Linked DNA regions of Homo sapiens: region 1 is linked to region 2. Evidence: chromatin contacts called from ENCODE Hi-C data. All regions are on one chromosome and are shown on one strand. The core of a region is the stretch at or near the end of the contact, and the rest is flanking DNA. Distances in the headings are between cores, read along the strand shown.

The links. Hi-C counts contacts between places; a loop is a spot of excess contacts on that map. Pooled maps may share reads with other maps.
Region 1: a map of B cell shows a loop between it and region 2 (12-fold over the local background). The contact joins the promoter of POU3F2 here to the promoter of UFL1 in region 2. A Hi-C loop is called at or near these places in 3 of 168 maps with a recorded cell type or tissue (B cell, CD4-positive, alpha-beta memory T cell and naive thymus-derived CD4-positive, alpha-beta T cell) and 7 of 50 pooled maps.

Annotation. Positions count from the first base shown.
Region 1 is chr6:98,830,864-98,836,963 of GRCh38, forward strand. It overlaps POU3F2 (POU class 3 homeobox 2), which reads left to right and starts at 3,711. Exons shown (of 1, transcript NM_005604.4): 1 at 3,711-6,100. The coding sequence starts at 4,011. The coding sequence ends at 5,342. PNKY (long intergenic non-protein coding RNA PNKY) reads right to left here and starts at 837. Exons shown (of 1, transcript NR_148381.1): 1 at 1-837. RefSeq lists a silencer at 3,652-3,721 and enhancers at 4,360-4,429, 4,428-5,024, 5,025-5,620.
Region 2 is chr6:96,518,033-96,524,476 of GRCh38, forward strand. UFL1 (UFM1 specific ligase 1) reads left to right here and starts at 3,774. Exons shown (of 19, transcript NM_015323.5): 1 at 3,774-3,918; 2 at 5,114-5,259; 3 at 6,350-6,378. The coding sequence starts at 3,842. UFL1-AS1 (UFL1 antisense RNA 1) reads right to left here and starts at 3,682. Exons shown (of 4, transcript XR_007059687.1): 1 at 1-3,682. RefSeq lists enhancers at 1,617-2,490, 2,491-3,362, 3,363-4,234, 3,379-3,568, 4,235-5,106.

The DNA.
Region 1 (6,100 bases), core at 2,461-4,960, 2.3 Mb after region 2:
CTGACCCCATAACTGTTACTCAGGTGGAAATTTGGGAGGTTTGTGTCAAGGTACTGGGTGCTACTAAGACCCAGGTCCGGCTCACTATCTCGAGGAGTGTGAAAGTGTGAGAGATAACATGGGTGTCTTTTTGGTGTAGTTCTGTTATTCGAGGATGTTTCCCCTCCACTCAGCGCACCCCGGCAAGAGGGAGTCGGCTCCGTTTCTTCAGACAAGTCCAGCTCAGGGTATTGACTGAGTAGAGGTTCCTCCGGACCTGGGAGAAGCTGGGGTGGCGCCAGCATCTCCTTACAGGTGCCTCCATCCTGTCCTTGCGGAAGGGGCTTAGGACACCCCGCAGTCCGCGCCCCGAGGTGGCGAGGCCCGCACGAATCGCCTGCTCAGCCATTGTCCTAGCGAGTGATCTCGAGGAGCTGTGCTGGATGGAGTGAGGGAGATATCAAGACACCTTGTCAGTTCAAAGCATTTTAGCGTTGTTTGAAATCCTCTCCACGTCAACGTAAGCAGCCTGTGTATTTGAACAGCTGCTTTGAACAGTGAAAGGGAATAAACTGATTCAAAACCTGGAGGTGTCTGCCCGAGACACCTTCAACGTGCTTTTATGCGGGCGGAGAATGGCAGGCAGACGCGCGGACTCTGCCCTGACAGGGTCAGCCCAAAGAATGGGCCCCAGAGCCCGGGGCGGGGGAGGAACCGGTGGAGAGGCCCCAGTCTGGACCTAAAACCAGCGAGAGCTCAGGTTTCGGGAGCCCCGAAGAGGTGCCGCGCTGGGAGGCAGACAAGGAAGCCCAGGGTGCTCGGAACCCGGCGTTCGCGCCAACCGGGCCCCTGGCGCCTGGAGGGGAGGCGGCGGTAGCTCGTGGGGAGGTGTTGCTCAGAGCCGCGGTGCGAGCCCAGCCTGGCCCGCCCGGTGATTGGCCGCGCTTGGGGGTGGGGGTGGGGTGCAGAGACTGAGGCCCCGGGTAGGCTATTTCTTTGTGTACTCCCGGGGATTTATTGGGTATATTAAACCCTGTTGGGAACGTTTCGGCTCCTTGGCCGCCAGCGAAATGAGACGGGGATGGAAGTTGGAGTTGAGACCTGGGAAGTCAACGTGGGAAGGATCTCAGCATTAATCGCCGGTGATGTCCTATCGCAGACAGGAAGTTTTGATGTACACGTGCAGCCTATTCTTGTCCCCTCACACTAGCGCCCTATGCCGGGAGGAGGGCGGGGGTGTGGGGTGGGGTGTGGAGAGAAAGATAAGAGGAGGAGGAACTTTTAAATTGATTCAGAGCCAGGCCGCCTCAGTTCCTTCGAAGATGTGTTTGAAAACTTCATTCTTCTTTCGAGTGTATCATCCTATGGGCTGCAGAAGGCCTTGTGCCTCGAGAAATGTGAAATTAAATCCAGAGAAAAGCAGACACCTGCCCCAGAAAGGTGGGGGAGAAGTATGAGCTGCTTAGCACTTGGACGCGGCCCTTCCCCAGGGCTGGATTCTTCTGTCCGTGGGAGCTCTGAGCTCCAGGTCCGCGAAAAGAAAGGCACGACATGTCAGGAGAAGATGCGGCTGGCGGGCTGTCTGTGCGCTCCCCAAGGCCCAGGGAAAGTCACGCGCCTAGCACAGGGGACGCAGGGCCGAAGCCGGGAGAAGGCGGTTCTGCCCGCCACCCAGCCCCTTGGCTCGCGGTTGCGGAGCCGCGGGCACCAGTCGCTGAGTCTGCGCGCTGAGGCTCGGACTTGTTCATTTTTTCCTAGCTAGACAAAGTTATGGGATTCCTAGCAGCCCCCAGGCGCGCGGCCAGAGTGGCCCCGCGCTTGCGCTGGGACGGAGCGACACGCTGTGTGTGTCCTCGCCTCGCCTCGCCGCGCGGGTGCGCGCGTGGTGGGGGTGCAGGTCCGTCCTGCTGGCGGCCTGTGGGCTCGCCCCTCCCCTATCCATTTCTCTCCCCCACACACGCTCATAAACACAGGACACGTGGAAATTCTCAGCCAAAGCGTCTTGCCCGGGCGGGTGCTCAACGTGGTGATTTATAAACAGCTCAGCCACTCTCCAAAGAGCATGACTCCTTGTTAGTCATGATGAATTTTCTGGCCCGCTCCAGTCTGCTGTCTGGATTCAGATGCTCAGAGGCCCCAAAATGCTCCCTCTGAGCGTTGATTTGGCTGCCCTCTCAAGCCTACGACCGCCGGCAAAACCAGCGATAGAGCGAGGGGTGAGAGGTGGGGACGCGATCCAGGTTCCCTGGGGTCTGTCATTCCCTTCCCGGCAGTAACTGTTGATTCGCTTTACAGCGCCCATGTACACACCCGGCCCTGCGTGGCGGTCACGCCGCTCCAGCCTGGGTCCGCGCCCAAGTTCTAGCTACCGGGCTTGCAGGCTCGGAAACTCGCAGGCGGCACCTGCTCTGGGCGGCTAAAGAACTGATGGCGCGACGCGCCCGCGCTCCGTAGAGCGGCGCTGCGGGTGCATGGTCCCATAGTCTTGCTCTGGAGTTCACTGCTGAAAGCTGAGCTGGGAGCTTGGCCAGGGAGCGCCAAAGACATAGACTAACCCCACCCGCTAGCGCCCACCGAAGTTACTGATTAGGAAGGTTCCCCTGGCATCAGCCCATTTGCTTCACACACTCTTCCTCCTTCCCAAGGGGCTAACGGAAAAGTTGCACCTACCAGCGGTAGGAGCACGGGGAATCGCGCACGCAGGCCCTCCGCGCGGCTTCCCGGAGCGGCCTTTGGCGACTGCGCCGCCCCTACAAGGCCGCACACCCCTCGCCAGCACTCCGGCAGCCTCGCACAAGACGGAGCCCACGCAGGCTTCTAGTTTTCTAAACCAAAAACTGCACGCGCCGGCGTGTGAATCTGACGGAGAGACTTTTAGAGTTTTGTTTGGTTTTCAGTTCAGACCGCTACGCTGTCAGAGCAAGCAACTCCGAGCCTTGATGGGAATGACTTACAAGCCGCGGTGCGGGCTGAGCCTGCCTCTCTCGGGGTTCTTTCCCCAAGGGAGTGGGAGACAATTGGGCCTGGAACCTAAAAGGAAGAGAGCCTGTGCTAGCCGCGGGGTAGAGGGGAAGGAGAAGAGCTTTGGGCCGAAGTGTCCGCACACCCTGGAGCAAGAGACACTTGTGCACTGAAATTCTAACCGTGGGATGCAAGGAGAGTTGAACAGGGGAACAGGTCTGGCTCTTGGCTCTAGGTTTAAGAGATACACACTGTGTGTGTGTCCCTAGGTGAATAAAAATCCGACTCCCGCTGGCTCGGTGCGACCCAGCTTTTCCCTTACCCCCTCCGTTTCCCCATCTTAAAGCCCTATTGGGAAACGAAAGTGGACACCACTGCCTCCCGCCCCCCACCCCAATCCAAGTCTTCCAAGTGTCTGTGGCCGATAAGAGCACCGGGACCGCCCCCCTGCCGGTCTTCTCTGCCTGGGAGACAGATGGGGGGCGGGGCCCATCCGAGAGAGGGCGGAGGAGGCCCCGGGTGAGGAAGAAGCGGGGGGGTGAGAACTGAGAGAATCTGAATCGGGAGGCGAAGGGGACGGGGAGGAGGGCTAGGAGGACTCCGAGCCCGGGGGAGGGGGAGGGAGTAGCTCTGCGCCAATCAGTGGCGCCGGCCTGGGAGGTTGCTAGCGGTATCCACGTAAATCAAAGGGCGCGGAGCCAATGGGAGGGGGCGGAGGGGGCGGGGCCCAGGCGCGTGCCGCTGCGAGCCGGCGCTGCCAAGAGAGCGGGAGAGAGCTGGAGAGAGCAGGGAGAGGGGGGAGCGCCGAGCTAGTCAGAGAGTGAGCGAGAGCGAGAAGGAGGGAGAGGAGGAGAAAGAGAGCGAGGGCGGGCGGGAGGCGGCGGCGGCGGCAGCAGCAGCAGTAATAGCAGGAGCAGCAACAGAAGGCGTCGGAGCGGGCGTCGGAGCTGCCCGCTGTGGGAGAGAGAGGAGACAGAAAGAGCGAGCGAGGAGAGGGAGCCCGAGGCGAAAAAGTAACTGTCAAATGCGCGGCTCCTTTAACCGGAGCGCTCAGTCCGGCTCCGAGAGTCATGGCGACCGCAGCGTCTAACCACTACAGCCTGCTCACCTCCAGCGCCTCCATCGTGCACGCCGAGCCGCCCGGCGGCATGCAGCAGGGCGCGGGGGGCTACCGCGAAGCGCAGAGCCTGGTGCAGGGCGACTACGGCGCTCTGCAGAGCAACGGACACCCGCTCAGCCACGCTCACCAGTGGATCACCGCGCTGTCCCACGGCGGCGGCGGCGGGGGCGGTGGCGGCGGCGGGGGGGGCGGGGGCGGCGGCGGGGGCGGCGGCGACGGCTCCCCGTGGTCCACCAGCCCCCTGGGCCAGCCGGACATCAAGCCCTCGGTGGTGGTGCAGCAGGGCGGCCGCGGAGACGAGCTGCACGGGCCAGGCGCCCTGCAGCAGCAGCATCAGCAGCAGCAACAGCAACAGCAGCAGCAACAGCAGCAACAGCAGCAGCAGCAGCAGCAACAGCGGCCGCCGCATCTGGTGCACCACGCCGCTAACCACCACCCGGGACCCGGGGCATGGCGGAGCGCGGCGGCTGCAGCGCACCTCCCACCCTCCATGGGAGCGTCCAACGGCGGCTTGCTCTACTCGCAGCCCAGCTTCACGGTGAACGGCATGCTGGGCGCCGGCGGGCAGCCGGCCGGTCTGCACCACCACGGCCTGCGGGACGCGCACGACGAGCCACACCATGCCGACCACCACCCGCACCCGCACTCGCACCCACACCAGCAGCCGCCGCCCCCGCCGCCCCCGCAGGGTCCGCCTGGCCACCCAGGCGCGCACCACGACCCGCACTCGGACGAGGACACGCCGACCTCGGACGACCTGGAGCAGTTCGCCAAGCAGTTCAAGCAGCGGCGGATCAAACTGGGATTTACCCAAGCGGACGTGGGGCTGGCTCTGGGCACCCTGTATGGCAACGTGTTCTCGCAGACCACCATCTGCAGGTTTGAGGCCCTGCAGCTGAGCTTCAAGAACATGTGCAAGCTGAAGCCTTTGTTGAACAAGTGGTTGGAGGAGGCGGACTCGTCCTCGGGCAGCCCCACGAGCATAGACAAGATCGCAGCGCAAGGGCGCAAGCGGAAAAAGCGGACCTCCATCGAGGTGAGCGTCAAGGGGGCTCTGGAGAGCCATTTCCTCAAATGCCCCAAGCCCTCGGCCCAGGAGATCACCTCCCTCGCGGACAGCTTACAGCTGGAGAAGGAGGTGGTGAGAGTTTGGTTTTGTAACAGGAGACAGAAAGAGAAAAGGATGACCCCTCCCGGAGGGACTCTGCCGGGCGCCGAGGATGTGTACGGGGGGAGTAGGGACACTCCACCACACCACGGGGTGCAGACGCCCGTCCAGTGAACTCGAGCTGGGGGAGGGGCAGAGCGCGGGGCTCCCCCTCCCCTTCGGTCCTTGGCCCTTTCCCGGCCCTCTTGTTCCCTCTCTAACTTCTGATTGTTCTTTTATTTTTAATTATTATTTCCCCGTCCCTTAAAAAGACAAAAAAAATAAGGCAAAAGGAAAGCAACTAAGACACTGGACTATCCTTTAAAGGTAGCAGGTGTAATGATGTGTTTTGACCTTTGCAGGCGAGTAACCAGGCAATGGAGTGGAGTGTCTCCTGGAGAGAGTGAGGAGAGTGTGTGATAGCTAGAAAGAGAGAGAGACAGAGAGATGGCAAGCACTGAGATAAATACCTGGCAAAACTAAATAAATTACCAAAAAGGAAAAAAAATCCACCAAACCATGATAAACACAAAATGCAGCTTCCTGATGCTTAGAGTTGGCACATGCTGCTGTGTTTATTTATTGTGGATTCCCATCAGGAAAGAGGAAAAAATACACATGTTCTTTCATATAGGCAAAATTTAACCACATAAATTTGCACTGCAAGAAAATTGAAGTTTACGTGAACAAATTCATGAGCATATTTTCTCTTTCTCCCCACCGTTAATTTGGGAGTTGCCGTTTTGGGGGATTTTGTTTTGCTTTGCTTTATTCATCGGAGAGAGTTGAAGCCAGCTCTTGGCCACTCTCCATTTCTAATGTTCTTGTGTTGCCCCTTCTTCGTACTGTTTGTGAACTTTGGTTACCTTCACATTCCCCTTACGAGGGTGTAA
Region 2 (6,444 bases), core at 2,524-5,023:
GCAGCTGAAGACACCATCAATCCTCCCCCATCATCTACATATCAAAATTCAACTTAAGTTTGTAGACACAAACACAACTATTACAATATTTTGTAGAGAATGGAAATTCTATTTCCCAAGTCTACACAAAGCTTGCTCTTCAAAAGAATCTCTCATCTGTTATTAAATAGCCACTTGGGATTCTTACCATTATTCTAGGCATGCACTGTATTGATTAAAGCTCTACTTAATATCAGATATCAGCCAACACTGAAATATCCTCCATTCAAATGCTTATTACCCATTCAAAATAACTGAAAATGTAGTTAGAGTATATGGTTGCTAGGTGGAGATATTTAAGTTATATGATCTCAGAGTCTGAACAAATGTGCATCCCATCAAAGGTCTAGACCAGAGCTGTACAATAAAACTTTCTGTGAAGACGAAGATGTTTTTCTAAACTATCCCATATGATAGCCATGAGGCACATGTGACTACTGAGAATCTGAAATGTGGCTAGTGCAACTGAAGGACCACATTATCAATTGTATTTAATCTTAATTAATTTAAATGTAAATAGCTTTATATGGCTATTGAGTACCATACTGGACGAAACAAGCCTAGTCTCTAGAAAATATAACCATGAATTATTCTTATGGTTTCCTTTCTTAGGAATAAATGTAAATGTTAGTAATATTAACATAGTACTATTTTACCAAAGTATAATGCTGCACCAAAACATTTACACTGACTTACTCACATAAAGGACATTTATAGAATACAGCAGGTACTATGTACTAGTTGTCACGCTAAGTGCTGAGGAACTTTCAGGAGTTCCTTTAGGAGCTCAGGATATTGAGAGATGCAGTAAATAAGTTAATAAACTACAATATAACTTTTCTTGCTATTAGAGGCATCTAAATAAAGAAATGTGGAAACACAACATATACAATAACTGTAGGAGTTTAAAAGGTTTCATTGAAGACTTTAAAGCTGGGATACCATGAAGAAATATGTTACAAAATAATATGCGGGGATGAGGGTCGGGGGCGTGGGGAAGTGGACAGGCAATCCAGTAAAGACATGGGGTCCTGAAAGGGCTTGGCAAGGCTAGGATACAGCAGACTATTCTCCATGTGTTGTGCAGCGGCAGAGATGTGCAGCTCCAGTCTGACTGTGAGAGTCTTACATAGGAAGCAAGAAGTTTGGCTGCCAAGTGATCACATACTGCCCTATACTTCCCCTATTGTTAGAATTTCCACACTTTTATTGTAAGTACTTATCTTTTTAATCTGCTTCATTAGATTTCAAAATTGTTACGGCCAGACCATGTCTTCCTTATCCACCACTGTGCTCCATGGCATCTGATAGAGAATTAATAAATATGTGTTTTAGGAATGAATGTTTCTGCTTGTTTTGAAGCTTGATGCTCTCTGGAACCACACTACCTACCACCTTCCAAACTACCTCTTTGACTTCTGGTGTTTTCCCTCTTGGTCCATAATCAGGTAGCCATTGTCATTTTCTAGCAGTACTTAGTGGAAGGTTTTATGACTGAGTTCCTGTCTTTTAAATAAAGCTGGGGAATTTAATAGACAATTACGTTTATGGCATTGGATTTGAGTTGCCCACAGTAATGTACTTAGATGGAAAAGAAATTGAAATAGCTCCCCTTTACCAACTCTATCAATATATGATTAAAAGGAATATTTTTATTTTTTAGTTTTTAATTTTTGTAGGTACATAGTAGGTGTATATATTTATGGAGTACATGAAATATTTTGATGCAGGCATACAGCATGTAATTATCACATCAGGGTAAATGTGGTATCCATTACCTCAAGCATTTCCTTTGTGTTACAAACAATCCACTTGTACTTTGTTTTTTAAAATGTACAATTGAATTATTATTGACTGTACTTCCGGAAAGGTGTCCCAATCCAGACCCCAAGAGAAGGTTTTTGGATTTCATACAAGAAAGAATTGAAAGCAAATCCATAAAGTGAAGCAAGTTTATAAAGAAAGCAAAGGAAAAAAAAAATGGCTATTCCATAGGCAGAGCAACGGCTTGAGCTGCTGGCCTAAGGATACCTATAGTTATTTCTTGATTACAGCTAAACAAGGGGTGGATTATTCACAAGTTTTCCAAGGAAAGGTGTAGGCAATTCCCAGGGCTGAGAGTTCCTCCCCATTTTAGACCCATATAAGGTAACTTCCAGACGTTGCCATGGCATCTGTACACTGTCATGGCACTGGTGGGGGTGTCTTTTAACATGATAATGAATTATAATTAGCATATAATGAGCAGTGAAGACGACCAGAGGTCACTGTATTCATCATCTTGGTTTCTGGTGGGTTTTGGTTGGCTTCACTACTGCAACCTGTTTTATCGGCAAGGTCTTTATGACTTGTTTTTCCTGCCTGTGGACCTTCTATCTCACTCTGTGACTAACCTCCTGGGAATGCAGCCCAGTAGGTTTCAGCCTTATTTTACCCAGCCCCTATTCAAGATGGAGTTGCTCTAGTTCAAACGCCTCTGACAACTAGTCACCCTGCTGTGCTATCAAATACTTGATATTATTCATTCTTTCTAACTGGAATAATATTTTTTAAATAGTAAAGAGTGAGATACATGAACTCCAAATATCTGAGACAGGTCACAATCAACTCAGAAAGTTTATTTAGCCAAAGTTAAGAACTTGCATCCATGACATGGCACAGATCCTGACAACATGCGCCCAAGGTGGCTGGGGCACAGCTTGGTTTTACACATTTTAGGGAGACATGGGGCAGCAATCAATATATGTAAGATAAACATTGGTCTGATCTGGAAAAGCGGGGCAACTCCAAGTGGGGAGGAAGTTCCAAGTCATAGGTAGATAACAGACAGTTGCATTCTCTTATGAGCCTCTCCAAATGAGGCAATCAGACATGCATTTATCTCAGTGAGCAGAGGGGTGACTTTGAATAGAATGGGAGGCAGGATTCCCTAAGCAGTTCCCAGTATGACTTTTCCCTTTAGCTTAGTGATTTGGGGGTCCCATGATTTATTTTCAATTCATAAGATATAAAAAAGATATAAAAAAGAAAGGTACACCTGAGTAAATATCTACTCAACAGGGAAGCAGGATACATGTTCTCTTTGCTTTCCCTGTTTCCTTGATAGCCATGCACCTTATGTTTATATTCCTCATTATTTGATGAAGTTAATCATTGCAATAAGAGAAATACGAAAGACTCTAGAACTCTAGACACGAAAGCAATTATACAGCCTTTATGACACGCAAATTTATTCACTCTGTAAAAAAAAAGTAATTACTTTCGGTAGGGTCTCCCATGTATCTTCCAAAAGGCAGACTGCTCTGGGTGCATGTAAAAATTAACACGATACCCTATACAAAAGGGAATGCTCAGAGTTAACAGCTAGAGAAGAGAGGCGCCAATCTTAGACACAGGCTTATTCCTCCGCACCCTCCCCCAAAACAAATGGAGGACAGAAGAAAAAAGAAAAGTAGTTAATACAACTATTACTCTACGGAAATATTAGGGGTAGCGCAAACAAAGTTCTGACACTAAACTTTACTGAGCCCTGCATCCTGCCCACGACCCCCCCAGAAACACCTACGCACCACTCTCCTAGCCGCCGCAGCCCCGCCAGTCTCGCCGGGAGGAACCCCCAGCGCCGCGGTACAACCACGGCACTTCCGCCCGCCCCCCGCGCCTCGGGCGCAAGCGTTTGGTGTGTCTGCGTCGGGGGCGGAGCCTCTTGTCCCTCTGCGCGGCCCGTTCCGCCTCTCTTCTCCCACCGCCTGTCGGCTGACGTGTCTGCAGTTCCTCCGCGTCTACTGCGAGTCAGGCCGTGATGGCGGACGCCTGGGAAGAGATTAGGCGGTTGGCGGCCGACTTCCAGCGGGCGCAGTTCGCCGAGGCCACGCAGAGGTGCCCGACCCTCCCTCTCCTTTGTGGAGCCCAAATTAGGCCGTGGGCGGACACGCCTGTATCTGGGACTTTAGACCCGCGGCCCTGCATCCCGGGTCTTCTCGCTGCTTGTCACCATTCTCTCCTCCTCCCTCTGTCCCGAGCCTGGATCGCAGTTCCAAGTCCAAGGCTCGGCGGGAAAGTCCTCAGCCTAGGACGCCCTGGAGCCCCCCAGCCCAGCTGCAGCGAAATGCTGGCGCGCCCCGCCCCACCATGGACGGGGCCGGTGATTTCGAGCTGCCTTTATTGAGCATTTCTTTGACCCTCCCTCACCCACCAACCACCAAATCACTGTGACATCTTGGCTATTATACACTTCCTGATCTAGAATGAGCTCGAAAGGAGAGGCTAACCCCCGCCCCCAGTACAGTACTTGGCAAATAGTATGTTGATCCTTAAAACTTCTTGCCCTTTTATCTCTCGTAACAGACCTAGGGCTAGACCCCTGACCCCATCTGTTATTCAGGGCACTGACATTTTCTACAAGCCCACTAACCTTTGGAGGATGTGTCCAGAGGAGCCTAACTCTGCTTTTTAAAAATAACGCTAATAGAAGCCTTTCTATTCTTTGACTACTTCCTACCTGCGATGTTTTATTCCTTTTGAGCCGGAAGACAGCAATCCCCTTATGCTGTATTTTCTACCACTGATAGCAAACTCGTAACTGCATGGGTAACTAACGTGGGTAAAAGTTATGGTTTCACTAGGCCACATCCCCTGCCTGCTTGCAGACCATGTGTGTAAGTGAGGCAATTATGCACTTAATTTAAAAGAAAATTCTGATTAAACTGGAAATTAGGGCATTTTTTGTTTTGTTTTGTTTTGTTTTTTCTTTTTTCCTACCTAAATAAATGTCTTCAATTTTCCCTTCAGATTTGAAGATTGGAAGCAGGCCTGTAAGAGACAACAGACTTGAAATTTGTGATGGGATGATGTGTACCAATTAAATAAATGATTTAAGCATATGTAAACCTACTTACTCTGAAAGGTTTTTTTTTAACTTATTGAATCAGTTAGTGAAAAATACAGATATTGTGATGTAGAAGTTAGTGACTAAACAAACTTTTTAAAAGCCTGTTTTCATACATTGTATTAATTTTATTGAGCGCCAATGTCTCAAGTGGACTTTTGAAACAACTTTTTTTCTTTCCCTCAGGTTGTCCGAGCGGAACTGCATTGAGATTGTTAATAAATTGATTGCTCAGAAACAGCTAGAAGTAGTTCATACACTCGATGGAAAGGAATATATTACTCCAGCCCAAATTAGTAAAGAAATGAGAGATGAGCTACATGTCCGAGGTGGTAGGTAATTCTTTAGTGTTTTTTTTTTTCTTGGATTTTTGGAAGGGGCAAAACAAACAAACAAAACCCGTAAACATGTAATTGCATACTAAATTATAGATTGTAAGATATCGTTTTCAATTGTTAATTTGATAATCAGGCTTAATATTTTTACTGGGTTCATGCAAACATGGTCATATAATTTAAATGAACTCAAATGTTGTCACTTAAAATATTTTATCATTTTGAGTTATGTGTACTATACATGAATTAATTGTTTCTTTTTACAATTCATTAATTTATTGCATGACTCAGGGAAGGGTATTCAGCTGCCTTTTATTAGGTGGTAATTGTGAAGGGGGACAGTATCTTACAGGATTATAGATTTTTGAAAATCAAGGCTGTATTTCTTTTTAAGGCTTACTTGTACTTACAAATTAGGTAACTCAATCCAGTGTGGTGCTACACCAATCATATTGTATGAAATGCTGTTAAAAACACGCACAAAGTTGGTTTCCTTTGTCTTCTTAAAATTTGAACAGACTACCAAGCATATTTGAATACTATTTGATTAAAATAGAAGCAATTATGAAAGCCTCTCTTCATATTATCAGAGTGTAACATTGGTCTTTGTCTTTTTTTATTTATCTATTTTCCTTCATAGTACCTTTAAAATATGAGCTATAATTTGAATTACTTAACAGATTTTCTTATGCTGATATGTAGAAGCCTACCTTTTAGTATCAAATAATTGAAAAAAAGTTCATCTTAATTTAGTTGTCAATATCTCTTTGATCACAGTAGATAAATTCTGAATTGTGAAGGGAAATGAATACCCTTCATAGATAGAGCCAATTTGTGTGCCAGTTGGTGCTCATAATTGGCCTGATGTTATTTAAAAAAAAAAAAAAAATTGAAAGTAAGTTATTGCTTATGGCTTCAGCCATGAAGACTTAGCCATCAGCTAATGGTGTGTATTTGAAGACATTGATTATTCTGGCTCTCTGTTCTATGCAGGACTTTGACCAAAACTTAAATGTTAGAATTTATAGCTTTGGGTTGGTATGTACGCATAGATCATTTAAAATAAATGAATGTCTTTTCTTCAAAGGTCGAGTAAACATTGTTGATCTACAACAGGTAGGTTTTAAATTTATAAAATTTTTGCTTTACTTTCTCAATTTTTTGATACTGTGAATTTGTTCA